7 separate regions of the Homo sapiens genome follow, and all the other regions are linked to region 7. The links are chromatin contacts, found by Hi-C or POLR2A ChIA-PET in ENCODE. All regions are on one chromosome and are shown on one strand. Each heading gives the region's core, a stretch centred on a gene start or an enhancer-like site at or near the end of the contact. The rest is flanking DNA. Distances are from core to core; before and after follow the strand shown.

The links. A loop is a pair of places that touch in the nucleus more often than their neighbours do. ChIA-PET counts read pairs that join two places held with the same protein, here RNA polymerase II (POLR2A). Pooled maps may share reads with other maps.
Region 1: a map of naive thymus-derived CD4-positive, alpha-beta T cell shows a loop between it and region 7 (5-fold over the local background). The contact joins the promoter of CENPM here to the promoter of EP300 in region 7. A Hi-C loop is called at or near these places in 1 of 168 maps with a recorded cell type or tissue (naive thymus-derived CD4-positive, alpha-beta T cell) and 7 of 50 pooled maps. POLR2A ChIA-PET finds 5 or more read pairs at or near these places in 1 of 52 experiments (naive thymus-derived CD8-positive, alpha-beta T cell).
Region 2: a pooled map shows a loop between it and region 7 (5-fold over the local background). The contact joins the enhancer-like site here to the promoter of EP300 in region 7. A Hi-C loop is called at or near these places in 1 of 37 single-sample maps with no recorded cell type and 2 of 50 pooled maps. POLR2A ChIA-PET finds 5 or more read pairs at or near these places in 3 of 52 experiments (A549, activated B cell and activated T-cell).
Region 3: a map of gastrocnemius medialis shows a loop between it and region 7 (4-fold over the local background). The contact joins the promoter of SMDT1 here to the promoter of EP300 in region 7. A Hi-C loop is called at or near these places in 2 of 168 maps with a recorded cell type or tissue (gastrocnemius medialis and naive thymus-derived CD4-positive, alpha-beta T cell) and 8 of 50 pooled maps.
Region 4: a pooled map shows a loop between it and region 7 (9-fold over the local background). The contact joins the promoter of SGSM3 here to the promoter of EP300 in region 7. A Hi-C loop is called at or near these places in 6 of 50 pooled maps.
Region 5: a loop to region 7 is called in a map of gastrocnemius medialis, with 9 times the contacts of the local background. The contact joins the promoter of SREBF2 here to the promoter of EP300 in region 7. A Hi-C loop is called at or near these places in 1 of 168 maps with a recorded cell type or tissue (gastrocnemius medialis), 2 of 37 single-sample maps with no recorded cell type and 7 of 50 pooled maps.
Region 6: a loop to region 7 is called in a pooled map, with 15 times the contacts of the local background. The contact joins the promoter of TNRC6B here to the promoter of EP300 in region 7. A Hi-C loop is called at or near these places in 3 of 37 single-sample maps with no recorded cell type and 13 of 50 pooled maps.

What each region holds. Positions count from the first base shown.
Region 1 is chr22:41,945,126-41,949,149 of GRCh38, reverse strand. It overlaps CENPM (centromere protein M), which reads left to right and starts at 1,998. Exons shown (of 6, transcript NM_024053.5): 1 at 1,998-2,130; 2 at 2,654-2,733; 3 at 3,145-3,237; 4 at 3,846-3,925. The coding sequence starts at 2,074. It also overlaps a transcript of SMIM45 not described here. RefSeq lists an enhancer at 1,985-2,194.
Region 2 is chr22:40,490,283-40,493,851 of GRCh38, reverse strand. All of the region lies in intron 3 of MRTFA (myocardin related transcription factor A), which reads left to right. Among named protein-coding and RNA genes, the nearest start is that of MRTFA-AS1, 30 kb to the left of the region's middle. Within about 2 kb of position 1,396, at least 7 of the 41 ENCODE cell types and tissues checked have a DNase peak (open chromatin) inside an H3K27ac peak, as active enhancers do.
Region 3 is chr22:42,077,248-42,081,179 of GRCh38, reverse strand. It overlaps SMDT1 (single-pass membrane protein with aspartate rich tail 1), which reads right to left and starts at 1,480. Exons shown (of 3, transcript NM_033318.5): 1 at 1,226-1,480. The coding sequence starts at 1,411. It overlaps PHETA2 (PH domain containing endocytic trafficking adaptor 2), which reads right to left. Exons shown (of 3, transcript NM_001002034.3): 3 at 1,742-3,900. The coding sequence starts at 3,886. The coding sequence ends at 3,107. RefSeq lists enhancers at 963-1,735, 2,976-3,538 and a silencer at 1,761-2,055.
Region 4 is chr22:40,368,919-40,372,819 of GRCh38, reverse strand. It overlaps SGSM3 (small G protein signaling modulator 3), which reads right to left and starts at 2,226. Exons shown (of 22, transcript NM_015705.6): 1 at 2,132-2,226. It overlaps ADSL (adenylosuccinate lyase), which reads right to left. Exons shown (of 13, transcript NM_000026.4): 13 at 3,453-3,901. RefSeq lists silencers at 1,841-2,010, 2,071-2,180 and an enhancer at 2,331-2,540.
Region 5 is chr22:41,831,742-41,835,674 of GRCh38, reverse strand. It overlaps SREBF2 (sterol regulatory element binding transcription factor 2), which reads right to left and starts at 2,570. Exons shown (of 19, transcript NM_004599.4): 1 at 2,317-2,570. The coding sequence starts at 2,404. It overlaps CCDC134 (coiled-coil domain containing 134), which reads right to left. Exons shown (of 7, transcript NM_024821.5): 7 at 3,511-3,933. SREBF2-AS1 (SREBF2 antisense RNA 1) reads left to right here and starts at 1,010. Exons shown (of 2, transcript NR_157279.2): 1 at 1,010-1,232; 2 at 1,695-3,933. RefSeq lists enhancers at 1-152, 153-654, 2,445-3,101, 2,707-3,216 and silencers at 1,877-2,266, 2,327-2,666.
Region 6 is chr22:40,176,377-40,180,330 of GRCh38, reverse strand. TNRC6B (trinucleotide repeat containing adaptor 6B) reads right to left here and starts at 2,406. Exons shown (of 23, transcript NM_001162501.2): 1 at 2,191-2,406. The coding sequence starts at 2,195. RefSeq lists an enhancer at 2,518-2,567.
Region 7 is chr22:41,090,172-41,093,917 of GRCh38, reverse strand. It overlaps EP300 (EP300 lysine acetyltransferase), which reads right to left and starts at 1,326. Exons shown (of 31, transcript NM_001429.4): 1 at 820-1,326. The coding sequence starts at 913. It overlaps MIR1281 (microRNA 1281), which reads right to left and starts at 1,405; the gene lies at 1,352-1,405. RefSeq lists an enhancer at 636-875 and silencers at 986-1,085, 1,266-2,035, 2,136-2,425.

The DNA.
Region 1 (4,024 bases), core at 749-3,248, 850 kb before region 7:
CCTCAGCCTCCCGAGTAGGTGGTATTACAGGCGCCCGCCACCGCCACCATACCTGGCTAATTTGTTTGTTTGTTTTTTGTTTTTGTGATGGAGTTTCGCTCTTGTTGCCCAGGCCAGAGTACACTGGCATAATCTCAGCTCACTGCAACCTCTGCCTCCCAAGTTCAAGCGATTCTCCTACCACAGCCTCCCAAGTAGCTGGGATTACAGGCATGCACCACCACGCCCAGCTAATTTTGTATTTTTAGTAGTACAGACAGGGTTTCTCCATGCTGGTCAGGCTGGTCTCAAACTCCTGATGTCAGGTGATCCGCCCGCCTCGGCCTCCCAAAATGCTGGGATTACATGCGTGAACCACCATGCCCACCCTGCTCAGCTAATTTAAAAATTTTTTTGTAGAGATGAGGTCTCACTATATTGCCTAGGCTGGCCTCAAACTCCCGGCCTCAAGTGATTCACCCGCCTCGGTCTCCCAAAGTGCTGGGTTATAGGCATGAGCCACGGCGTTCAGCTTACTTTATTTTCTTGTCATAGTGCCTACTACTGCTTGACTTTCAGGAAGTCCTCTCCACACCCCATGCCATGAGGAATGAAAGCCGTATCTGTGCTGAGGGCAGTGGCTCTATGGGGCCATTTACGTCCTGATCTTTCTGAGCAAGACACAGTTAGTTTAGTCTGCAGTAAGAAGGATTTAGGCTAGACAGTGTCTCTGCTCTCCCAGTTATTACAACAATGAACACACTGTTATCATTGTCTATCCCACCCCCATCAAACTAAGTTAATCAATAATGTCTGATTCAACTGACTTCCTAGGGTAGGGCATTGGGTCTGGGCATAGGAAATGATGAATGAATGACTGCTGAGAATGAATGGATGAATGTAATCCATCCATTCACTCAACAAATATTTATTAACTACGATGTACCAGGGACTTTTAGAGTGCTGGACATACAAAGTGACAAAGTCTCTAACCTCTTGTTTCTTACATTTTAGATGTAGAGACAGTGAACAAGTTATTATATAACTGTTGGCAGAACCAGTTTGCTATGGGCCCTGAGCGTCCCTGCATGTTCTTGCTGGGTATGTCAAGAAAGCAAGACCCTGACAGCTCTGTACTCAGGCTGTGTTTGCAGCAAGGAACCTTGAAAGATGAGGTAAAGTCTCCCATTGGACAAAGAACAGCATGCTTACCACTCACTGTAAAAGCAGTCAATTGGCAGGGCCTGCTGGTGTGCAGCGGTAGTCCCAGCTACTCAGGAGGCTGAAGCAGGAGGGCTGCTTGAGGCCAGGAGTTTACGACCCACCTGGGCAACATGGCCAGATCCCCATGGTGGCACTTGCCTGTAGTTCCAGCTACTCAGGAGGCTAAGCCAGGAAGATGACTTGAGCCCAGGAGTTTGAAGCTGTAGTGAGCTATGATCGTGTCACTATAGTCCAGCCTGGGCAACAAAGTGACGCTCCAAAAAAAAAAAAAAAAAAAGGGCCAGGCACGGTGGCTCACGTCTGTAATCTCAGCACTCACTTTGGGAGGCCGAGGCGGGATCACTTGAGGCCAGGAGTTTGAGACCGGCCTGGGCAACTTGGAGAAACCCCGTCTCTACTAAAAATAAAAAAATAAGTCGGGCGTGGTGACGCGCGCCCGTAGTCCCAGCTCCTTGGGAGGCTGAGGCAGGAGAATCGCTTAAACTCGGGAGGCAGAAGTTGCAGTGAGCCGAGATTGCGCGCATTGCACTCCAGCCTGGGCCACAAAGCGAGACTCTGTCTCAAAAAAAAAAAAAAAAAGTACTGTGTATGAGCATGAATGAATGAAAGTGAACAAAGGAATCACTAAAAACCTGCTTACTGTGGAGCGTGGAACCAAAGGCCTGTCCACCACGTGTTCCACGGGTAGCGCTGGAACGCCCCTCAGAAAAGGAGATAAAGGTTCGGTTCCTTTAAGAGGCCCCGTCCCGTCCCGCGAAGCCCCGCCTATAAGGAGGCACGTGCCCCCAGGCCGCGCTCTAGGGGCTGGACTCAGGGCGGTTTGAAAGATCGGCGCGCACCGCAGGAGCAACGGTTGGTCCTGCGGCTGTGATGTCGGTGTTGAGGCCCCTGGACAAGCTGCCCGGCCTGAACACGGCCACCATCTTGGTAGGTGCAGGCGGCCCTGCTTCCCCCGCCGGTTTTTCCTCCTGGGCGGTGCTTCAGCCACTAGGTCAACTGAGCTCTCTGAGGCGCCAAGCCAGCGCGCGCTACCGTGGCGGGGGCGGGGAATAGGCGGAGAGCCATGCTCTGAACCAATTGGAGTAGCCGCTCTCTGAGGTTGAGGGACGCACCCACCAATAGGTGCTCGGCGGACCCTTTCCCAGCTTCTGATTGGCGAGTTCCCGCGCCTGGAATTGGTTTTCCCGCGTCTGGGGGTCTGGCCTCCTGGAGAGGCCGGCGGTGGGAGCGAGGGTCGGGTAGTAGAGAGTGCGGTGCCCACAGGCCTGCAGCGGGTCCAAACCTCAGGCCCCCAGCCCGTGCCGCTTCGCGGGGTCCACTTCTCGGGAAATGTCCTCCGAGCCGCCTGCTGGCGGTGTCCCGATCCCCCCGGGAGTGGGTCGAAGGGCCAGGCCCTCCCCAGGGGGTGCTGTGCCTAGGGCTCGACTGTCCGCTCTCTCTCCCTGCGCAGCTGGTGGGCACGGAGGATGCTCTTCTGCAGCAGCTGGCGGACTCGATGCTCAAAGAGGACTGCGCCTCCGAGCTGAAGGTGTAAGTAGCCGCGGCTGTGGCCTGGGCCCACGTGTCTCTCACTCCAGAGGGATTCGGTCCTAGCTGCTAAACTCCGAAGCCCAGCGCCCCCTCCTCTGAGGCTGGTCCTTCTCCCAGCATGCAGCGTAGCTGGCTAGTCCCATGCCGTCTTATATCCCAACCTCCCCTTGCCGAGGTGGTGACTAAACAGAGCCCGTTTCTGGCAGAGGGAATCAGACAGGAGTAATCTGAATAGGACCGGACCTGTCCTGCCTCTGTGCTGGCCCAAGGAGTCGTGGCCACAAGAGCCTCGGGTGGCTAGGATGAGGTGGGGAGCCCTTGACGGCCTCTTTCCACATGAAGGGCAGCATTTAAACGGTCGCTATGAGGGGGGTACGGATATCTTGAGTCCTGCAATTTCCTGTTTTTCAGCCACTTGGCAAAGTCCCTCCCTTTGCCCTCCAGTGTGAATCGGCCCCGAATTGACCTGATCGTGTTTGTGGTTAATCTTCACAGCAAATACAGGTGAGAGCCAGAGGAAGGGGCAGTCAGGGCTCAGGCAGGCCTGGCTCAGGACTGTGCTGAGACGGTGACCTAACTTGTGATGGGAAGTGGTGAGGATGGGAGAGGCTGGCTGAGGTCAATCTGTAAGGTGAGGAGAGAGGAGCCAGTGGTCAGTGCACAATGTTTAAAATACACAACGGCCGGGCACAATGGCTCACACCTGTAATCCCAGCACTTTGGGAGGCCAAGGTGGGCAGATTGCCCGAGACCAGCCTGGGCAACATGGTGAAACCCCGTCTCTACTAAAATACAAAAATTAGCCAGGCGTGGTGGCATGTACCTGTAGTCCCAGCTACTCGGGAGGCTGAGGCAGGAGAATCATTTGAACCCAGGAGGCAGAGGTTGCAGTGAGCCAAGATCGCGCTACTGCACTCCAGCCTGGGCAACAAAGTGAAACTCCATCTAAAAAAAAAAAAAAAAAAAAAATTAAAGGACAAATATTTCTCCAGAGAAAGTCACCCTCTTGTCATTCTCTGGCCTCTAGGATCAGAGAAGCAAGGACTTCTGCTTTCTCCGTTGTAAAGTTTTGTTCTCTGGTTTGTTTTCTCACCCTGGCCTGGCCACCCCAGTCTCCAGAACACAGAGGAGTCCCTGCGCCATGTGGATGCCAGCTTCTTCTTGGGGAAGGTGTGTTTCCTCGCCACAGGTGGTAAGTACGTTCCTCGCCTGTTACTGCCCACCCCCAGCCAAGGGAAAGCTGGGGCGGCCGTAGGCTTCTTGCTGAGGCACCCTGGGTGATGGAAAGAGC
Region 2 (3,569 bases), core at 147-2,646, 600 kb after region 7:
TCTTTATGTGGATGTATGTTTTCACTTCTCTTAGATAAATACTCAGGAATAGGATTACTGGGTTTTATGGTAAGTGTAAATTTATAAGAAACTCCCAAACTGTTTTTCTACATAGCATTATCGTTTTCCATCCTCCTCAGTAATGTCTGGGAGTTCCAGTTGCTCCTCATCCTTGATGACAAATCATTTATTGCTGGTATTTGTATTCTGACAGTAGCCAAGTAACAATCTCCACATGCTCTTGCTGGAAAAATTGTTGCTTAAATTAAGGATTTCTCATGTAAATTTTTCCTCTTTCATTTTCCTTTTCCTTTTCTTTCCACTTTATAAATATTTATTGAGCAGTTTACAGTGCAAGGGATGGACGAGCATCAGTGATTTTACTCTCAAAGTGCCCCTGTTGGCCCTGTGAGTAGAGGTCATGGCAGATGATTGTGACACTTTTGATTCTTATACTTTATCTAGTTTCCTAGTGGAACAGATTGATCAGCATAGAGGTTTTCATTTTTGTGTCTCTATACTGCATGCCTCGCTTAGCTTTCAAGTGTGAGGAACCTTGTAGGGAGAAGAATATGGTGGCACATCTGGTTCCAGCTGTGCTGTCAGCCTTAATATCTTCCCCCTTCTGTTTAGGTGGAAATGCCAGTGTCATGGTGGCCTTTGTTTTCATAATCAGCTGGGTAGATTTTTCAGTTGCCTGTTAGTGTAGCTGTCCTGATTTCCTTCCTAATGATGTGAATGATGGGACTGTGACATACAAGGAGTAAAATCAAATGGTGAGGTAAGCTGAGGTCAACAAGATAAGGGTTTGAATCCCAAATTTTGGTGGGTTGTCACTATTGTGCCAATATATTATCTCTGACTCTAGCCAGCATCTTAAGAGCCTATATTGTCTTTCTAAAGGAAAGGTCAAATATGTATTGAACTGTATCTTCTTTTAAATATTTTGTCAGCAAAGTGTTTACAAATTGGTGAGAAGTGTCCATTTGTTTTTTCATTCATTGAGTACACTTGCCAGTTAACCATTACGTTTATGGTTCCCACATCAGTACTGTGATAGGACTTTTTTCAAAGTAAATTCTTCCTGAGTTTTTCCTTTGGTACCTCCCCCCTCTGCTTTTTGGTATCTTTTATCTTCAAACATTTTAAAGATGAATGTGTCCAGTAAAATAATGTTGTGTTATAGCTCCTTGTTCCATTTTGGGTGCAGGCTTTGTACAAGAAGGGAGGGAGGGCAAGAGAGAGAAGAGGGAACCTAGTCATGTGATACTGCTTGTCTGGCAGAAGCCTTTTGGTTCTGAGCAGAGAAACCAACTGTTTACTATTTTGGGTGAATGAGGTTGGTTGGTTGCTATGAGCATTTTCTCTAAGGGAACCCTCTCCTCTTCCAGCTCTACACATTGAAATCATCTCAGTTCTGCTTTTTGGCATTTGGATAGAAGAGGGAGGTGTCTGTGTCTAGGCCCAGTGCTGACAGGAAGAAATGTTTTGCCAGTAGAGTTACTGATTCTGACCTTCTGCTGTCACTGCTTTTAATGCCCCACTCCCTAAGTAAACTTGGGATCTAACTGTTCTTGCAACCCTTTGCACTGTAGAATGAAGTGCCCACTTTAACTTAAAGAGCAGGGCTAATCAGATCTTCGGCAAATAATAAATGGCCTCTTTAAGGAGAGAGGGAAGGAAGAGTGGTTTATTGCAGCATTGGCCTGTGGAGACTCGAATCTCCTCCAGCATGCTGGAGGAGAAGGCCAAGATTCATCAGTCCACCTGCAGGATTCTGCCACTCTCGTGGATTGTCCTGAAGCCGAGAAAGGACAGCTATTACTCAGCAGTGTGCCTGACCCATTATCACAGTTTGCGGGAAGGTTCGAGTATTTGTGCCTTTGGGATTTGCATGCTTTTGTTTCCTTTCAAACTTAACTGCTGTCTTTTATCCCAGTCCTATTTCTCTGTAGCCATCCAAGCTTTGACTTTGGGTGGTTTATTCTCCCAGGATTTGTATTAAAGTTTGTTGAGCACCCAACAAATAGATAACTGAACATAGTACTGTAGGGTGCATTTCATGACCTGGTGGAACAGTGATTAGGATGTTTCACTTTCTTACTCCTTTTTTCCCCACCGTGCAGAGCTCATATAGCCAAGCCTAGATTGTGGAATAAGGGAAGAAAAAACTTTTCTTTAATAAGGCGGAATTACTCTTTATGTGGGTCAGATTCAATGTTTTATCCATAAAATGCACTTTGGCCTTAGGTACTATACAAATGGGAGCTATTGATGATCATTTCAGTTTCTTCTGTCTGTTGAATACTTGAAAGTAGATAGATAACCCTTTAAGGTTTATAACACTAAGACATCATAATTTAAAATAAAATAACACTTGGAAGGCTTTTTACTTGTATTGCGTCTTAGTTTTGCTTAGGGTGAACAATTTGGACTGGTCTTATCAATATTAAAAGAGTTTGCCTATGTGAACAGCCTTCCTTCATAGTCTTGGTTTTGTTTTTTTTTTAAGACAGGTTTTCACTCCTGTGGCCCAGGCTGGAGTACAGTGGCTCAATCATGGCTCACTGCAACCTCCACCTCCTGGGCCCAAGTGATTCTCCAGCCTCAGCCTCCTGAGTAGCTAGGACTACAGGCGTGCACCACTGCACCCGGCTAATTTTTATATTTTTTGTAGAGATGGGGTTTTGCCATTTTGGCCATGCTGGTCTTGAACCCCAGCCTTAAGCGATCCTCCCGCCTCATCCTCCCAAAGTGCTGGGATTACAGGTGTGAGCCACCGTGCTCGGCTTCTTTCATAGTCTTATACTGCAGGAAAAGAAAATCCTTTGGGAGTAGAATGGACACATTTGAGTTATTTAGAAAAGTTCACTTTTAAATTTGAGGAAAATTCTTTTAGAAGAGTTCTAGGTTATGAAAAAAACGACAATAGGAGCTTTATCCAAATCCTGTCAAATATGAATAAAAGAGAATTGTCAATATTTTCTTCTCCTATCTTGGAAACCCTAATTATCTACTATCAGAATTTATATACAATGTATAATAATTATGTAAATGCTACTTTTCTAAACACTTAGACATTTCTTTTGAGTTTTCCAGATTTCTTTGGGATTTTAATAATTTTAACAGGATGATTTGAGCCTGTGGAGTCAGCAATGAATGGACACATCGAAGACGAGATGGAGTGATTATCAGTGCCCAGTTTGCAGAGAGAATATTTTTTTTCTTCTTTTCTTTTCTTTTTTTTTTTTTTGAGATGGAATCTCACTCTGTCGCCCAGGCTGGAGTGCAGTGGCGCAATCCCTGCTCACTGCAAGCTCCGCCTCCTGGGTTAATACCATTCTCCTGCTTCAGCCTCCCGAGTAGCTGGGACTACAGGTACCCACCACCATGCCCAGGTAGTTTTTTGTATTTTTAGCAGAGACAGGGTTTCACGTATTAGCCAGGATGGTCTTGATCTCCTGACCTCATGATCCGCCGGCCTTGGCCTCCCAAAGTGCTAGGATTACAGGCGTGAGCCATCGCGCCCAGCTGAGAATAGTTTTAAGAATTGGTTGAGAGGCAGTTGC
Region 3 (3,932 bases), core at 231-2,730, 990 kb before region 7:
AAAAAAAAAAGGAGATAAGGTGACTGTTATGGCCATCAAAATGGACGAAAAGTCCACTGGAAAGAAAAGTCTAAGGCACCCTAGACATCTAAAGTTAGGACACAGCCTGCTAATTACTTTAAATCCCTACAGGCAATCGGGTGCACCAGTACTAGGAGGGCCAGACTACGGTGAGCTCTGCCTGAACACGAAATACACGAAAACCGATGACAGAAAGATGTACAGTGAAGGGATATTCTACACAGTTCACTAAGTAACAGGTTCCCTGATGCCTGAGAAATTTGATTTAAAAATTTTAGAAACAGATGTATTTGAAAGTGGGCATGTATTTACACTCAAAGACTTTAGATGGATTGGGAGAATGTCAGTAAAATCTCAGCAACATTTCTCTCGTATTCCTAGAATTAAAAAAATTTTTTTTTCAACTGTTTTGATAAGGCAGGTCTTTCCCAACATGGACCTACAGTCAATTGTGTGAGTTAGCATAGGCTAGACTAGCTTTAAGAGAATTTGTTTTTTTAACTCCCACACCACACAGCCCTGCAGTCGTAAAGCAAACTTTCGCTTGATATAAGGGACTGTTTCCGTTTTCCCTAGAAAAACTCAAGCATGTGATAGCGTTCAGTGTTGGAAAAAGACAGGACCTGGTGGGGACGGTACCAGGAAGAAACCCGGATGCTGCGTCCTCAGCGCTGGCCTTGGATACGAGCTTCACCGCTCTAGCCCGATTCTTCATTTGAAAACCCGTGATTGTAATAATTCCCTGCACATCTATCAGGACTGTAAATCACATGAATTAAATATTAGGTGACAACTAATAAAAAGATGAGGCCCGTCCCACGTACCCTTTATTTACAGAGTCCTTTCAAAATTCATATTTCATCCCATAAACTAGGAGACAGGCAGGGCAGAGATTACAGGACTGCTCTAAGCTAGAAGCACACGGCCTAGTCTTCTGACTCCAGAGGAGCAGAGCACCGCACCTCTCAGGACAAGCTAATGTAAAAGGCCAACTTCCTCAGCGTTTGCCCCCCATCTTCTGTCTACCTACCATTTTCTACACACCTGTCAAAATTAGCAACTCATTAGCGTATTCTTGGTCCGCCTTCCAGTCTACGGTAATCGTTATGATTGGCCTTGGCTCCTATCAATCAGCGCCGCCCTCACGCACTCCCCACAATGATTGGCCTCAGCCCCTTCGCCCCGTCTCCAGGAGGACACTCACTTTCACCGGTTTGGGCAAAATGGCGCCGCTGCGGGTAACGATGACTGACCTCGACGGTACCAGGCTCCGGCCTGAGCCGCTCCATGCGGCGGAGACATCGCCATCTTTCCTCAAGCTAGGCCCGCTCCGGAGAGCCCCGGACCTGACGGGTGCCAATACTAGCCAGCGAGCCGCTCCGGACGCCATGCCCCCAGCTCCGCCCCTCACCCGGGCACCCGCACCCCACCGCCCAGCCCTCGTGCCGCCCTCGGGAAGAAAGCCGCCCGAAGCCTCGCGAGAGTTTGAGGAGTACACGAGAAGCCCAGCCCTCCCACTCGCGCAGTGCCGGCGGCTCCTGGGGCGGCGGGAGGGAGGTGTTTGTCACTGGCCGGCATGGTGGCGTCACGAGAGTGGCGGCGCAGCCCCGGCTCCCTCAGTCCGCGTCCTGCTGGGCGTGGCCGCGGTCTTGGGTCCGCCCGGCCGTCAGAACAGGCCTCAGCGGCCGGTTGTGGAAATAAACCCAGGGAGCGGAAGGAGTAATAACGAAAAAGCTTTACTAGTGTTTTAACCGTGTACAAAACACTGTAGCAATAAGAGAAAGGCCCGTGCTATCTGTGTTTAAACAAAATGCAGTGGCTGCGGGGCTTCCAGGCAGGGCTGGGGAACAGGCCGGGCGCCCGCCTTGGGCGCATCTCCGCCTCTTAGGGGTAAGAGGCTCAGAGCCTACCCCTTAGGCCTAGTTGGATGCGGGTCGGTCCTGCCCAAGGCCCCAGTGAGGGGAGCCGAGGCTAGGAAGGGGCAAGTTTTATGTGTTTGGGAGGGGGTGTCTCTTCCCGGCCTCTGCGTCTTCCCCCTGGAGCGTCAGTATGGTCAGGCTCTGGTGACCCAGCCGCTTTGCCTCCCGACTTTGGGAAGAGTAGCAAGGAGAGGTCCTGGCAAGTACACCCTGGGTGACAAACGGCTATGAGAGTTCCCAGGTGATTTCTCGAGCAGCTTCAGTTTACCGGAGCCCAGCCAGGAGAGAGAATTTTAGCACAGGAAACGCAATCCCGTGTCCAAGCTCCTAGAATACCCAGGACTGAGAACCAAAGCAACAGACTTTTCCCAGGGAGCCACACTGCCTCCCCACCTCTTCTTTAACCCCTCACTTGGCAGCTCCAGGAGTTGGCTGCTGAAGACAGAGTACAGGAGGGCATTTCGTTGACGTAAAAAAGCTACAAGCCCCTTCCGGGGCAAGGTCCAGCACCATCTGTTAACAGGGCAGCCAGGGAGAAAGGATGGGACCCCAGCACTCTGAGCAGAATAAATCTCTCTTCACTGGCCGAAGACCCTCTGCCTCAAAGGGCCCTACCCAGACTGCTGAGTGAGGATCCCATCCCCAATCTTCCCACCCCTCTCAGGAAGAGCTGGGTCCCAGAAACTCCTATGACACAATAAATCCACTTTCTCTGACAGTGTCAGAGCTTCAAGCCGATACTGCAGCCTACCTCGGATTTAAGTGCACAGGAGACTCCCCAGGTTGGAAATTATGGCTCTAGAGCCCGGTGTGTAGGCCAAAGGTATGGCAAGCCTGTGACAGTCTCGGGTGACATTCCCCACTTCCTTCATTTCATTAACATCCCCTGGGAGGGGGCAGTCAGGCCAGTGCAGTCAGGAGATTGGGGTCTTGCTCTGTGGCTGCTAAGTCTCCTTCCTTCTCTGGACCTCAGGAAATAAAGAGGATGGAAGGAATGGTCCCGCAGTCCCTTCCAGACACACGGGTGGATCTCGAACCTGGAGAATGCCTAAATAGCAGGAAGGAGAGAACCCATGTCCCCTCCCAAAACGCAACCTTGGAAATGGGTAAACATTTAACTCCTGAAAAAGAACTGGCCCTGGTTTCCTGACTCAAAGGGCCCAGACTTAGGGCCTATCCTGTTCCTCACATTTTGAGTGGCTCCCCTGGGCCCTCTTCTGCCAACACTGCCGCAGCTCCACGATCTCCTGGCCATACCAGTCATGCAGGGTAGAGAAGCAGGAGGTCTCAGGGGACACAGGGCTCTGCCCCTTGCCTAGGAGGAGGCTGGCAGGGCCCTGCAGCTCCCACTCAGCCAACCCCCACCCTGCAGACCTGCTGCCCGCTTCTTCAACCAAGCCCACAGGGCTGCTGTCCTTGGAGAGGCAGTGGCCATTCTCCAGGCCCGCAGCTCGGTGGTTAGGAGCCTGGGGCTTACAGCGGCTGGCAACAGACTTCCAGGATGAGCGGCGTTGCAAAGCCAGGCTCTGGCGTGCGTCCTGCAACTGGCTCTCCAACTCGCGTACCACCAGGCGCATGTAGCCAAAGCTTGCCCGGGACAGCACCTTCACCCAGGCCTCCTGGGCCGCCGGCCCTTCTGCGGCCAGCAGGTGTGGGCGCACTCCAGGGGCATCAAAGCAGATGGCAAAGGCAAACTCCTCGGGCACGGGAGCCTCGGCCAGTTCCACTGTGCAGCCTTCCAGCACCACCAGGCTCAGTGGGGCCCGGCCCTCGCGACTCTCAAAGGAGAATAGCAGGTTGCCCTTGAGGACAAACCAGCATCTTCGGCCAGTGCCACTGGGGGTCGGTGGGGTCCCTGGGCCCCCCCAGGTGCGCAGGAAGCCCATGTGGTCCGCTGGGGAGTCGCTGAGTGCATAGTGGGCTACACTCCTCTCGTTCAGCTTCATGGCTCCCACGGGAACTGTGAGGCAAGAGAGATGGCAGCAGATCAGA
Region 4 (3,901 bases), core at 977-3,476, 720 kb after region 7:
AAAACCTTCATTGAGAACTAAGAAGAGAAAAACTGAAAACACACAGAGCTTTTTTTAAGCTTCTGAGCCAGCAGGCTGTTCCTACATCCACTCCAGGCATAGAAAGATGGCTGTAAAATAAAAGAGATGATTATCTCCTCCCTTCCCTTCTCAATATTTCACCCTAATGTCGGGTTCATTTCTGTGAGGTTCTACCCGAGTTCACTTTTCTATCAACCTGACATGTTTCCAAATTCACGAGGTATGCGTTTTTATATTGAAGCAATTGTTTGTTTACAGCCTTTTAATGTTCTGGTCATGGGTTATGTTAACCTATTACCCATATCTGATCAATAGACACCTCACCCTCTCCCCTCCCAGACCACACACCTCCACGCTTAAAAAGGGACAGGGAGGGCCAGGCACGGTGGCTCACGCCTGTAATCCCAGCACTTTGGGAGGCCGAGGCGGGCAGATCACGAGGTCAGGAGATCGAGACCATCTGGCTAACACGGTGAAACCCCGTCTCTACTAAAAATACAAAAAATTATCCGGGTGTGGTGGCGGGCACCTATAGTCCCAGCTACTCGGGAGGCTGAGGCAGGAGAATGGCGTGAACCCGGGAGGCAGAGCTTGCAGTGAGCCGAGATCGCGCCACTGCACTCCAGCCTGGGCAACAGAGCGAGACTCCGTCTCAAAAAAAAAAAAAAAAAAAAAAGGGGGGGGGGACAGGGAGAAGAACTAAAGCTCAGGCTACTATGATAATTAGGGATGAAAAAGCTACATTCACTTAGGATTATCAAAAGCCAGGAAAGATATCTATAGAATTACAAATTAATCGGGCCTGGCGCAGTGGCTCACGCCTGTAATCCCAGCACTTTGGGAGGCCCGAGACGGGCGGATCACCTGTGGTCAGGAGTTCGAGACCAGCCTGGCCAACATGGCGAAAAACCCCGTCTCTATTAAAAATACACAAATTAGCCGGGCGTGGTGGCGGGCGCCTGTAATCCCAGCTACTCGGTAGGCTGAGGCAGGAGAATCACTTGAATCCGGGAGGCGGAGCTTGCAGTGAGCCGAGATCATGTCATTGCACTCCAGCCCGGGCAAGAGCGAAACTCCCGTCTTAAAAAAAAAATAGAAAAGAAAAGAAAAGAAGAATTACAAATTAATCACCAAGAACAGAAATAGTGTAAAAACAAAGATGTAATTCAACTGTTTAGAGTGCAGAGATAATTGGAACTAAAAGAGCAAGAAAAGCGGGAAACATATGTACCTATAAACCTAATCACAAACCTGTCACAAAAACTACGAGTAAACGAGTCGAAGTTGAAAATGAGTTTTTGTGAATCAGAGTCTGATTTGACTTGAATTTACTAAGAAAGAATAAGAAAGGTGTAGAACATTCCAGGACATCTCTATCCCACCGCAAAACAAAAAAGAGCCATCAACCCACCACAAACGTGCAGCGTGAGACTGGAAGATACACTAGTCACCCAGTCACTGAAAACAACCTTTGAAACATCTTTATTTTTCTTTCCAAATAAAAAAGAGCCTAGGTCAGTAAACTAAGTATGAGAATAATTTTCAAAATTCCAGTCCTAACCACACCGGATGATTCTGGCTAACGTATGCCTCAGTTTCCCCCGTGCTAAAATGCAAACACACCGGTGTTCCGAGTCTCGGGCCTGGATCCGAGCCCGGGTTCTGCACCTGGATCTGAATCTTAAAGGGAAAACCGCAAGTTAAACCTGAGGAGGAGTCTGCAGCTGTCCCGGTGCCAGAGCCAGCCAGGCTCTTTTTAGAAAGCCCCCCGCCTCAGGCGCGGTTTTCGTAAAACCGCTCCCGGCTGCCAGCGCGGTGGATTCCGGCTGGCGCCCCGAACACCTGAGGTGGCCTCGGCCGTCTAGGGGCGGCCGCACCGGAGGACGCAGCCGACCTCCCCGCCCCGCCGCGTCCCCGGCCCCCATTCCAACGGCGACGCGAGCAAGGTCGGCCCGGCGGCTCTCCGGCCCGAGGCGGTGCTTCTCTCGTGGGCGCCTTCGGCCCATACGACCCTCGGTCGGACAGTCCGACCACAGCCGCCCCGCAGCCCCCGCCTGAGGGGAACTTGTAGGCGCCGGTGGGTCTCCGCTGACTCCCGCCCCGCACTCACCTGCCCCACGGGCCACCTCAGCGCCAATCCGGGTCGGGTTAGCAGCTTCCCCACTCGCACCCAGTCAGCGCTCAGCGGCGCCTAAGCGCACGCGTGGCGGGGCGTGGCATGGGCGGCCGCGGGTCATGCTGGGGGCTGTAGTCGTTCCCGCCCACTAGGCGGGGCGCGTCCAGGGGCTTTGCGCCCCCATCCCAAGGCCAGCATGCATAGCGATGATTTCTTCGTCTGCACCGCAGCCTGAGAAGCTTGGGACAGTATGGTGTGGACCAGCAGTCAGGGTGGTGGGAGATAGACGCTGCAAATAACTTGCTAATTTTTTTTTTTTTTTTTTTTTGAGATGGAGTCTCGCTCTGTCACCCAGGCTGAAGTGCAGTGGCGTGATCTCGGCTCACTGCAACCTCCACCTCCCAGGTTCAATCAGTTCTCTGCCTCAGCCTCCCGAGTAGCTGGGATTACAGGCGCCCGCCACCACGCCCAGCTAATTTTTTTGTATTTTTAGTACAGTATTTTTAGTAGAGACGGGGTTTCACCATGTTGGCCAGGCTGGTCTCGAACTCCTGACCTCAGATGATCTGCCCGCTTCAGCCTCCCAAAGTGCTGGGATTACAGGCGTGAGCCACCGCGCCAGGCCGGAAAACGAAATTTTCTGAGTACCTTCTGTGTCAGATTCTATGCTGTGCAATTCCCATCTCACCAACCCTCACATCCACCTAGGCTTCATATCACCTTTCTAGGGACTCCTAACCCTCGTGCTTCCACTAAAGCTGTGTTTACAAACATCAGGCTCTCCTGGTTCTTAAATGAAACTGAGCATCAGCCAGGGAAAGAGGGCATTAAGTGTCCAGGTGTCTGACTTCAGCTGAGCAGACATTTCATCAGTTGCCCCAAGTTCTGCCCAGAACCTGACATCTGGGTAGTTCTGATGCTGGAGTCCGTGTGAATTTAAACCAATCTTAAAGAAAATACAACAGCCTGGGTTAACAGAGTGAGACCCTGTCTCTACAAAAAACAACAAAAAATGAACCACGTGTGGTTGTGTGTGCCATAGTCCCAGCTACTCAAGAGGCTGAGGTGAGAGGATCGCTTGAGCCCAGGAAATCAAGGCTGCAGTGAACTGTGGTCATGCCACTGCACTCCAGCTTGGGCGACAGAGCAAGATCTTGTCTATATATATATATAAAAGATAGATATATGAATGTATATTATATATAATATATATGAATGTATATTATATATAATATATATGAATGTATATTTTATATATATACATAAATGTACATTTAATATATATATGTTTTCCAGTGAACACGCAGACCACCCATCAAATTAAAATGTTACATGGGAAAATCAGATTACAAAGTTGCATACAAGTATGTAAATACAAAAATAAAGGAGAATGGAAAAGGAAAGAAGACAAGAGATGCACCAACAAATCCACCCATTCAAATAGTCCAGGAAGAAACCAGGTCAAATCGCCAATCACTGGAGATCATTAGTCTAACAGAATTGTTAGGACAGGAACAAGACTGTTATTTCCTTATTTTCTATGAGGAAATGTATTAACTAAAATCCATGGTATCCTATATCCCCAGTATCTGTTATGTAATATAAATTCTCACATTACAGATAAACTGATAGTAGTTGCTGCCTCCAAGTTGCCCATAGCAGAGAAGGAAGTAGACAGAATATCTGGTCAGAGTCCCATGACTTAATTTCCTTGTGTCAGACTTAGTATCCTTTCAAGATTTTTTCTGTTTTGTTTTTTCAGAT
Region 5 (3,933 bases), core at 1,321-3,820, 740 kb before region 7:
GCCTGGGCAACAGCCAGACACTGTCTCTAAAAAAAATTAGGTGGCTCGGCCAGGCACGGTGGCTCGGCCAGGTACAGTGGCTCATGCCTGTAATCTCAGCACTTTAGGAGGCCAAGGTGGGCGGATCACCTGAGGTTGGGAGTTGGAGACCAGCCCGACCAACATGGAGAAACCCTGTCTCTACTAAAAATACAAAATTAGCCGGGCGTGGTGGCGCATGCCTGTAATCCCAGCTACTCGGGAGGCTGAGACAGGAGAATCGCCTGAACTCGGGAGGTGGAGGTTGCGGTGAGCCGAGATCGCGCCATTGCACTCCAGCCTGGGCAACAATAGCGAAACTCCATCTCAAAAAAAAAAAAAAAAAATTTAGGTGGCTCACACCTGTAATCCTAGCACTTTGGGAGGCCAAGGCAGGAGGATCATTTGAGCCTAAGAGTTTGTGCTATGATTGTGCCACTGCATTCCAGCCTGGGTGACAGAATGAGACCCTGTCTCAAAAAATAACTAAATAAATAAAAATTTAAATTTAAAAATCAGATAAACAAAATAAGACAAATAGGAATTGATCATGGAATAGGAATGCAAAATGCACATGAATTTCTTTCTGTGCCCTTGCAGGTAGGCAGCTATAGACATACAGTACTTTCTACTGGCTGTGTAATCTTCAGTAAATTAATGAACCACCCTGGGCCTCACTTTCAGGATCAGTGAGAGGGAGATGACAAGTATAACAGTTCTCTCTACCTGACAGGGTTGTTAGGAAGATTGAGAACATTAACGTGTATAACTGTTTAACACCGTCTGGCACAGAAGTTCTCAAAACATGTTAGCTGCCCTTGCTATGTTCCCAACCCCCACCTACCCCATCCCCCATTTGTTAACCCATTTCTGTATTTAGAAGCACTTAGCAAAGAGTCTGTGGTTAGAACTGGGGCTTCAATTAAGGGTCTTATCACACTGCCCACATGACCAAAATGGAAATCAAGGACAAACCAAGGGGAGAAATATTACAAAAGCAAAATGGGAAAATGGCAAACAGATCCTTTTCAATTAGCTGCTGCATTTATCTCTTCCCCCAAAAGAGAATCTTCTGCTGCTTCTGCTTCTTCATCTGCACAACGGGGATGTAGCCATCATACATGCCTGCAAGGCTGTAGTGAGATCCTGGACATGAAAGCATTCTGAAAACTGAAAAGTACAATGCACCTGTGTTTCTGCCTAAGCTCTCTAAGGTGAGTGGCCTTAGATAAGTCAACATCTCCTGGCCTCGGCTTCTTTAATTACCGTATTAAAATAGAGGTAATAAGAGTATCTCACAGGATTGTTGTGAGGAAGAAGTGAAATAATACAAAGCATTTTGGGGCCTAAACATAAGAGTGCAACTATCCAGTTAATAAGATTACTAGCCTAGTCAACTGGACTCTTTCTTGAAAGGAGGGGTATAAAAAAACCAATACTGGCCAAGGAACTGCAAGAACTAGGCTCTAACCAGCTGGGTGACCTTGAGCAAGCCGCTGACCCTCTCCAAATCGTTGTTCCCGTGGTCGCAAAATTAGTATTTTAAGAGTGGATCCCTGGGCTCCTACCAGCTCTTCCACTCCGCTGTTAAGGCGCTGGAACAAAGGCCACCCGCTCCCCAGCCCGTACCCGAGGGGCCACAACTCAAAATTTCTTCTGCTCAATTCCCCTTGCAGCGTGACAGCAGGAGCGCCCGGGTCTCCATCCCGGAGAGATGTGTCCACACTCCGCCGCCACTGCTCTCTTCATCAGCAACTTGCTTCTGCAGTCGCTGCCCAAAGTTTCGCGGAGCACCCGGCGACCTGGCCGTCGGTCAATCCTGAGAAGCCCAGGGATTCGGGGCGCGGAGACTGGGGGCTGGGCCCCGGGAATCCCAAAGACGTCCCCGCGGCCAGGAAGGGAGTGACAGGTGCGACGCGCGGTCGCGGGCGGCGGGAGAGCGGACCACGGAAACCGCGTGTGGGCGCGCGAGGGAGGCGGCGGCCACGCGCTCTCCTTAGGCCGCTCCCTGAGACGCCCCCGCGACGTCCCTAGCCCCGCGCTCTGGAACCCGCGACCCTCGCGCCGCTTTCGGCCCCGCGGCGCCCCAGATCCCACGGCCTCCCGGAGCGGCGCAGCTGGGTCGGGCTCACGCTCGCAGCGCCGGAAGGGTTGAGGACCGCCGGGGGCACCGTGCGCACGGGGTTCTTCCCGCGCGAACCGGGGCTGTCGGGGGGTGGGCGCACGCGCACCCGGGCGCGCCGCCGTAACCCCTTCCTCCCCGCGCGGCCCCCGCACTCCCACCCACCCACCACTCACCGTCGATGTCTCCCAGGGTCAGCTCGTCGCCCAGCTCCGTGAGGGTCTCCATGGTCTCCAGACCACCCAGCTCGCCGCTGTCGTCCATCGCCCGGCTCAGCGCAGAAGCCCCCCCTGCCGTCCCGCTCAGGGAGACGCGGGGGCGGTGCCGTCGCCACCGCCCATGACACCCGACAACCCCCGCCCGGCACCGCCTCACCGACGGGTGCCACCCGCCGCCATGTTTGCGTTGCGCCCGGGCGCCGCACAGAAAGGGCGGGGCGGGATTCCCCCGCCCCAGCCCGCGCCCCCTGCGGCCCCGCCTCCAGGCCGCGCGCCCCCCTGTTTGTTGTCAATGGGACCAGGCTCATCTCAGCCAATGGGCGAGCGAAGCGGTGCGTGGGGTGATGGCGCGTCATCGATCAGCAGCTCAGATTTGCATAGTGAGGTCCCTCCCCCCGCGGCCTCGGAGCGAATGCCTGGAGTAGCCGTCCGGTCATCATCTTAACCTTCTCCGCCTTGTTTAAAGGAGCCGCTGCCTTCTCCGTTGGATCTGCGCCACACGCAAGTCCGTCCACTGGCCTGGGAGTGAAGGGTTAACAGGCCACCCTCCACCTGCGACCGCTGGCCGCCTCCAGGCCTGGCTGGGAGCACATTACGTCATCTTCCCAGCTGCCTACCCCCGCCCTGCCCGCCTGAGAAAGCCAGCGGAGTCAAACCTGGACCCCAGCGCTCGGGACGGGAGTCCGGGTCATCCAAGTCCCGCTTCTCCCAGCCTCCTTACAAAGGCGGGCACGGAGGCTTGACAAGGTTGCAGATTGTCCCAGGGCGGTCAGGATTTTACGTCTTCTGCTTTGCACCCGCCGTGACCTCGCGCTTACTCCAGTGGTCCTCAATCTCTGGCACCTCGGAACCACTGAGGACCTGAAAACCACGCCAGTGCCCAGGCCCACCGACGGCCTCCTGAGAGGGGGGCCCCGGGCACGAGTTTTTTGAAAAAGTTCCACCGGGATTCTGAAGTGCAGCCCACCCACTCCTTCAAGCACCTCACTGCCCCATCTTGCAGCTGGTCGTGTTGTAAACTTCTAGGAATTTATCCAAAGGAATAAAAATTACAAGTGCTTAAAGAAGTGCTGTAACTAGGAAGAAGTGAGAATAAGGAAATGAATATGTAAATTACATCCACACGATGGAATACCATGGGATCATTAAAAATTACGCACACAAATGTATATTTATTAGCAAGAAAAGGCGTTCACAATATATTGATAAAAGGGAAAAGTTGAAGTTTCCTGCCAGTTTGTGAGAGGCAGCTGTTGCTTAGTGATCAATAATTAAGAACACACAGGCTGTGTGGAGGCAGACACATGGATCCACTAATTCACTGTGACCTTGGGTTAATTGTTCTAAGCCTCAGTTTAGTCATCTCTAAAATGGGGATAAAATAGCATCCCTCATAGCTGTGGTTAAGTGAGATTATTTGCACATTCAATTGACAATATTTATTGAACATCTCTGTGGCAGGGAAACAAATGGTTCCTGCCCTCTGAGAGCTTCCAGTCTAGCAAAAAAAAAAATCAGAAATCCCACACCCGTATTAAACATAAAAATAAATTACAGATGATGGTACAAGTGATC
Region 6 (3,954 bases), core at 1,157-3,656, 910 kb after region 7:
GATAATGGCAAAACATGGAAAGCCTAGGTTTTATCTCCTCTTCAGTAAGACCAACTTTAGGAAATAGGTGTAAAATGAATCATATAACAAGCAAAGCCCCAAAAAAGTGCTTTCATTTTCAGAAAAACAGCAACAAAAATCAGAGCTGATTTTCCTTTAGGTCTACCACAATGCAACATTCTCTATCACTAAGGTAATTTCTCTATCTTTTCCCTTTAAATTCAAGCCGTAAAAAAATTTAGAGACAACTTTGTTCCAGACTACCTCTTTAATGTAATGTTTCCAATCCTTCTTACACAAAAGCTGAATTTATATCATCAAAAAATTTACAGTGAATCTAAACAGTCACTTCTGTATTTATTACCATTACTAACATAACAACATTAATTTTTTAAAATAATAAAATCCTTGCTTGTTAGAGACAGAGGGCTTTAATTATCTTATGTATTCAAATGGAAAGTCTTTTTGTTAAATTAGCGTGAAAGTCCCTTCATCTACACACAATTGGCCCAAAGAAACAGGCCATTTTCAGCACAAGAGGCCAATCCATTTTAAGAGTGAATAAAGCTTTTGAAAGCACCACACACCCTCTTCCAGACTGTCAAATTTTCAAAATGGTCCAGCATTTTTTCCACTTTATCTTTTTTAACACTTTCAGGCCCAGTAAGCATCTCATAATTAGATTAATTAAAAAGGAAACAACAAAAAACACTGCTCCCTTCTGATCAAAATTATTCCATTTATGCTTAATTAGCTTTAATCCACGTCTACATATTTAATGATGGGGATATGACAATTCAACCCATTTGCATATTTTAAATGCCTTTTCTAAACTATACTTTGTAACAGATTTAGAAGAACAGTCTCTTTCTCATGCCAATATGCCACAGCATAAATCAGGAGGATACAAATTAGGAAAAAAAGAGAAAAGAAAACAAGGCCTCTCAGAGCCAGGGATGTGCTCAGGGGGGTGGAGTAATTTACCCAGGGGTGGGGGCAATTTACCCGCCACATCACAAACTACAATCCTTTCAGCCCACCAGACCGAGAAGCATTACATCACACTCTCACAATGATAGGGGGAGGAGGCTCTGAGAAAGCAAGTTTTCAGCTTTCTTTCCTCCCTGCTCTCAGGCTTCCAGAATCCTGCATTAGGAGTAATGGAATTTAACTTCAGGCACTGCACAGCTTCAGGGGTTACTAACAATCACATAGACTGCTACTTATACATGTGACCCTAAATGACCACTTCGCAGTGGATACATGGCCGAAACAGGCAACCACACACTCACACGATGAATTTATGCTGAAAAACTCAGTTTTGCATCTGTGTAAAATTAAACAAAAATTTTATTTCGTGAGGAATGAAGAAGGCTAATACACAGGGAGAACTGATAAAGAAATAATTTCTAATCGCGGTGAATAGCTGTTCATATCTTTAAAACACCATGTTTACAACATAGTCCTACCCTTTGGTTGAATCCAGGATCAAAATAAAAGCGCATCTGGCTGCACATTTGAGAACACACACAGAGACCCAGTGCAAATGAGCGCGCGCAGAAAGGAGAGGGGTGAGCCACATATTGCTTGGGAGGTTTTCAAGCAGGGGAATCTACAAACCCCAAACCTCCTGGTGTTCACCCGCCCCCAACCTGATGTTTAAAATGTATTAGGTCTTACTTTAGGTTTTACATCTCTCTAGGAAGGAGGGCCCAGTTTAAAAAATAAAAAGATAGAAAAAGGCTTTCCCGTTCTAGGGCTTGCCCTCCCAGATCCTTTGTCGGCCTTAGCAGCCGAAAGAATGCAAACCCATTTATATTTATGCAAATTTTTGCAGCAGATTTAAGGGGGGAGGGGGAGGTCTGTGTTTTTTAAAAACCTCTTTCTAAATAGCAAATTTCCAATTACTCGCAGCTTCATTTATTGCAAGATAGAAACGATGATGAAAATCTGCATATACATTAAAAGTGCAATTAAATCACTTCAAAATCTAAATATTTTACCACGTCTTTTCCATTTCTAAAATGCCGAACCAAAGTACATCACGGGTCTGATTTACACAGATCCACGAAATGTCTGAAGCCAGTCTCCATGCTAGACAAATGTCGATTTGCAACACCACCAGTGAAAACGGTTAGACAAGATCCATATAAATCAATTGGTTAAAAAAAATTGAAAATATTTACCAACCTCATAAAGTGCAGCAGTGCTTAAATCCAGCAAATTGAGGCATACAAGGTAGAAATGGAAATGAAAAAAGGTCCAAAAAATGAATTCTTTTTGTCTATCTGTTTTTTTGTATTTTAAATATTCAGAAACCAGCAGAGACTCTGTCGGCCATTTTGGCTTGAACTAACTCTCTCTCACACACTCTCCCTCTTGCTCTCTCTCTCCCTCTCTGTCTCTAAAGGAAGCAGCTTTTTGTGACCTTCAAATAGAGGCAGATCATGTGACTTCGGGTAGGTTTGTCAATCAGGAAAGGGGAGGGAGCTGGAGCTGAGACTGCCTTAAAGGGGAAGCAGCCCTTTTCCACTCACTTTCATTTGTGAAATGCTGTTATCTCATACTCTCCGCCTACAGACACTGCATGTGAAAGTGGCAACAGCATAAGGGTAACAGATGAACAAAACAGAAAAACCTTTATTGGTTTATAGAAATATGCTCAGTTGCTAACGATTCTTACAGCTCCTGGATCTTCTCCTGGCTCGCTTGCTAGTTATTCTCTAGATGTTTGGGCAAGCACAGGCTGGCAAACTGCTCTGTAAAAGGGGCTGAAACACAGCTCTACCAAACAAGAGGCTTTAGCTTTGAAAGAATGAGGTGAAATACAGGGCACGACTGATCTCTAAGAAACTCCTAAAATGTATAGAAAAAGACTGAAAGAAACGCACAAAAGTATAAACTGAACTGCAATTCAGAAAGGTTAAGTGACTTATCCCAAATCACACAGCTGAACAGCTGCAGAAGAGGGACTGGTTTCCCAATTCTGAACTCTACACTTATTGTTTTGCCTGTATGTGTGTTCAGTACCTCCTCCCCCAAACCCAAATAAAAACTATGCTTCAGCACTGCAAACGGAGTTTCTCTGGGCTAGGGCAGGTCTGAGTCATCTTTAATCCCCTCCCCCACCGCAGGAGGTAGCTCTGCAGCTGAGGGAGCCTAGGCACTAAATTAAAACCTACCTGGTTTCCACCACTCCTAATCCCTTCTCCTTCGCATATACATCTCCACTCCTACCCACTTAAGAAACCCAAGCTCGGTTTGCATCTCCAGCCCCCGCGGCTCACAGGCCGTGTAACTTCACTGCTAACAGCAAGTAAGTAAGTCCCTTACCCATCCTCCCACCCTGCCTGGCCTCCGTTTTCTCATTGGTAGCCGGCGGAGATTGGGCTTCCCTAGATGGTATCTTTGGTTTCTTTCACCTCTGAAACTCTGCACTTGGCTTCTTTGAGTAGTTCTGTTCATCTTTTCCTGGCCATCTCAAAAGTTCGCCTCCACCCTGGGAAGGCTTCTTGACCCTCGCAGTCCAGACCAGGCCCTCCTGTTAACACTCCCATAATATCCTTTACTACTTCTTCAGAGCAATGGTCATAATTGCAATTTATGAAAGAATGTGCTTAACATTAGTCTTCCCCAGGAGACTGTAAACTGTATAAGGAAAAACACCACGTCTTCACTGCTCTGTGAGGCTCCACACCAAACACCACATAGGAGGTAAATAAATGAATAAATCAATGACTTGGACCCTATTCAGAAGGGCTGGGCTGAGTAGGAGGAAATCTGCCACCTGAATATAAAAAATGTAGGGGAATGAGGGTCACATAGTTCCCAGAAACTCGCATTCATCTATGTTTTAAGGACGGCTTCAGGAAAGAAAGTAACTAAAATGGTAAAAAGCGCATGAGGCCGGGTGCGGTGGCTCATACCTGTAATCCCAGCACTTTGGGAGGCCGA
Region 7 (3,746 bases), core at 77-2,576:
ACGTTTGTAGTTCATGATTGGAACTCTTTCAACTTCTAACCTTGATTTCCAGGTACGTAACTCCACAAAATTGTTTATCTTATTTCCCCTAAAATGAGAAAGTGACTGCAAACTGCAAAGAACATGCCCCTGTTCTCCCAACCTAAAAACCCAGAGTTTCAGACATTTTGGTCTCACACCAAAGAACTGGGAGATGTGAAATGAACTGCGCTCCATATTGATTCTTAAAGCAAATAAGAAGAAAAAGGAAAAAAAAGCTAAGAATGGTAGGTAAGATAAAAGAATTGTTAAACTTCACCTCTAACCTGAAATCTTGGACCTCGCACACACAAAATCAAGATTTTTTTACACCCTATTCCTCAACAGAAAATATTCTGCAAAGGAGAGAAAATTTCGAAGAGTGGAAAGTAGAGGAAACACAGTAAGTACAGTAAAGAGAAAGGATTCGAAATTCATTTGCCAAGAACAAAAAAAATGAAACTTAAATTGCATAGGAGCTCTTACACACAAATGCATTGGCATTTCCCAAATTAAATTGCATGAGAGCAACAATACAGGCCATTTCTATATAGCACCCACTTACGAGCTCTAATTCCAGAACACACACCGATATGACATAGTGTTGCAATCAATGTATTAGGAGGCAAAGAAAATGGTTGGGCTACTGGACGTCTTCGACCAGCTCATTCAAATACCTTTAAAATTAATTAAGGGGCAGGGAACTAGAGAGAGAGGAAGAAAAAAAAAATGGAAGAATAAAGGCGCACCGAGTAGAAAAGATTAAAGGGAACGTGGAAGGCCGGGGCTGCCGAAACTAACCTGTGCCATCGCTGGCGGACGCCGAGAGGGCCGGAGATGAGAGTTTAGGCCGCTTGGCTGAAGGCGGCCCCGGTTCCACCACATTCTCGGCCATTTTTAATTCTTTCGGAGATACAAGCGAGGAAAACCAGAATCCTCAGGAAATCTCTTCTTCGGCCCGGGGTCCCCGCGCCGCACCCAGGGGTGGGCTGGGGGGCTCCGACGGCACCCGAGGGGGTGGGGGAAGTTCCTTTTTCTCTTCGCCGGGTCGCAGTGGCTGGAGAGGGATGCGGACTCGATAGAAAAGGTAAGGGCAAGTGCGAGGGGCCGGGCCTGGGCCCAAGCCCGGAGGAGGGCACAAGAGCACAAATTCGCCGAGCGCGTCCGCTGCGGCGAATTCCCGAGAACTCGCGGCTCTAGAGGCGCAGTCCCCGGCCCGCCACGGCCGGCCCCTGCCCAGCCGAGGTCTCTCGGAGCTCCGCCGCCGCCATCAACCTCTTCCTCCTCGGCGCTGTCCTCCTCCTTCTCATCGCCACAAGGAGGCGGGGGCGAAAAGGGGGGAGAGGAGGAGGCGACAAGAGACACTCACCTCCTCCCGGTGCCCCCTCCCGGGCCTGCGCCCCCACCCTCCGAACCCTCCTCCTGCCGCCGCGCTCCGCGCCGCCGCCGCCGCACCGGCCCCTAATGGCCGCAGAGAACTCGCCCGAGCCGAGAGCCAGGCTGGCGCCGCCGCCTCACATCGCGCGGCGGCCGGCGGAGGCGCGGCAAGGACGCCGGGAGCGGAGCTGGCCGGACCAGAGGGCCGAGGGGGCCGGGCCGAGCAGCGCCGCCCGCACGCCCGCGCCGACGCGGAGCCCACCGAGGAGGCCCCGCTCCGGCGGCGGCGCAGGCGGCCCCTCCTCGCGCCGCGCTCCCCTCCTTCGCCTTCCTTTCCCGCGGAAAATAAATAAATACGGCCGCTGCTACGGCCCCCACCGCCGGCGGCCAGGTGCTGGGAGCGCCCGCCCCCCGGGGCTCCGTTCGGGGCCGCCCGCGGCGGCGGGAGAAGACGCCGCGGGGCGCGGGGTTATGTAATGGTCCCCCCTAGGCGTCGACGCCGGCCCGGCTGCTGGACCGCGGTGGGGGTGTGTGCGGACGGGAGGGGGCTGGGGGTCGCCTCAGCCCGTGCGCCCCGGGCCCCCTGCCACTGTCTCGGCCCCTGCCGCCTCTCTCCGACCCGACTCCCCTCCGCACTCTCTGGCTCCCGCAGTTAGCACTCAGCCCGGCGTCCTGCTTGCCCACTCTCGCCCGCTCTCTCTCGCCCTCTCTCCCCCCCAGCCTAGCACACAAACAAGATGGCGGCTGTTGTTTCTTCCCTCTGCCGAATCCTCCTTACAGGCTAGCGGTAGCGGCGGCGGCCGGAAATGAGCCAAGGGGGGGTGGAAAAGGGGAGTGGCCGGGCCTCCGGAGGGGGGCGGGGCCTAGGCCCGAGCCGCTCACACAATGGGGGAAGTGGAGCCGGGGGCGGGGCCTGTCCCAATCACGGGATCCGCCCTAGGCCCCAACGCGGTTAGCGCTTCCGCAAACTCCCCCGGCGTCACCCTGTGGCTCCCTTTAAAGGGGAGGATTTTAAGAGTGGGGAGGATTTTAAGGGGGGAGGGGCGGGGGCGGACTCAGAATCTATTTTCAGTCGGTGGATAGTTACGAGGGAAGGTTCCTGCCTTTGGTCTCTGCGTAAGGGACCAGTGGGAACCGGGACGACGGAACCCCGGAGCTGCTCCGAGGAAGGCGCCAAGTCGCCACTCAGGTGGCCAAATGGGAGCGCCCGTAGGGCGGCCCTGCTCTTCGGCCCTTGGGTGGCGGGTCCCCCAAAACCCCGGTCGAATTCACCAGGCAGGGTGTACCCACTGCCGGCTGTTCCGGGCCAGATACCCAGTGCGTCCTCACTTCTCCATTGCCCTCCCAAAGGGAGCAGTTCACATCCAAAAAGCACGTTGATTACGAGTTGTTTTCATTTTCTCTGAATTTTCCTTTTCCTTTTTATGTATTATTTATTTATTTATTTTACAACGAGCATTATTACTCTGACCAGAAAACAAAATCACAGCAGTGGAAAGATGTTTCGGCACCAGACCCAAATTCATTTCTTGCCCTCCACGTGTGTCCATACGCCCTTACCAGGTAGCACTCTCACCGCAGAAGCCTTCAAGTATTTTCCTAAACATGGCTGGGACCTGAAGACATTTCTAGGGTTTGTCTTTTTTTTTTTTCTCGTCCGCTCCCAATAGAACAAGTTAGTAAAAGACCACGTCTAGCCATTGCCTTATCTAATGTAATTATGGGAAAAACAAAAATGTGGTAAAGGTAATGTAAGGATGGAAAAAAGCAAAAATGTAATGGTGAGAGGAAATGCTGGAATATAAAGTCTAGTGTGTGGGACTCCACAGTTTTGCAGCTGAGGTCGGAGACGTGCTTTCAGGTTCCTACACATCACCCTGTGTTTGGCCATGGGTAAATTGGTACTGGAGGAGGTGGCAGGGGTGTAAGTGACCCCGAAAGAAACCCCGAAACCAGTATCTACTGATACGGTTAAAAGCTTTTTCTCGGCCAGGCACGGTGGCTCACGCCTGTAATCCCAGCACTTTGTGAGGCCGAGGCCAGTGGATCACCTGAGGTCAGGAGTTCGAGACAAGCCTGGCCAACATGGTGAAACCCCGTTTCTACTAAAAATACAAAACTTGTCCGGGTGTGGTGGTGCACGCCTGTAATCCTAGCTACTTGGGAGGCTGAGGTAGGAGAATCTCTTAAACCCGGGAAGCGGAGGTTGCAGTGAGCTGAGATTGTGCCATTGCACTCCAGCCTGGGCGACAAGAGCAAAACTCTGTCCCAAAGAAAAAAAAATTTTTTTTCTTTTATTTCATATCTCATGCTCCGTAGCTGGTATTTGCAAATTGTTGGATTTTCTTTGT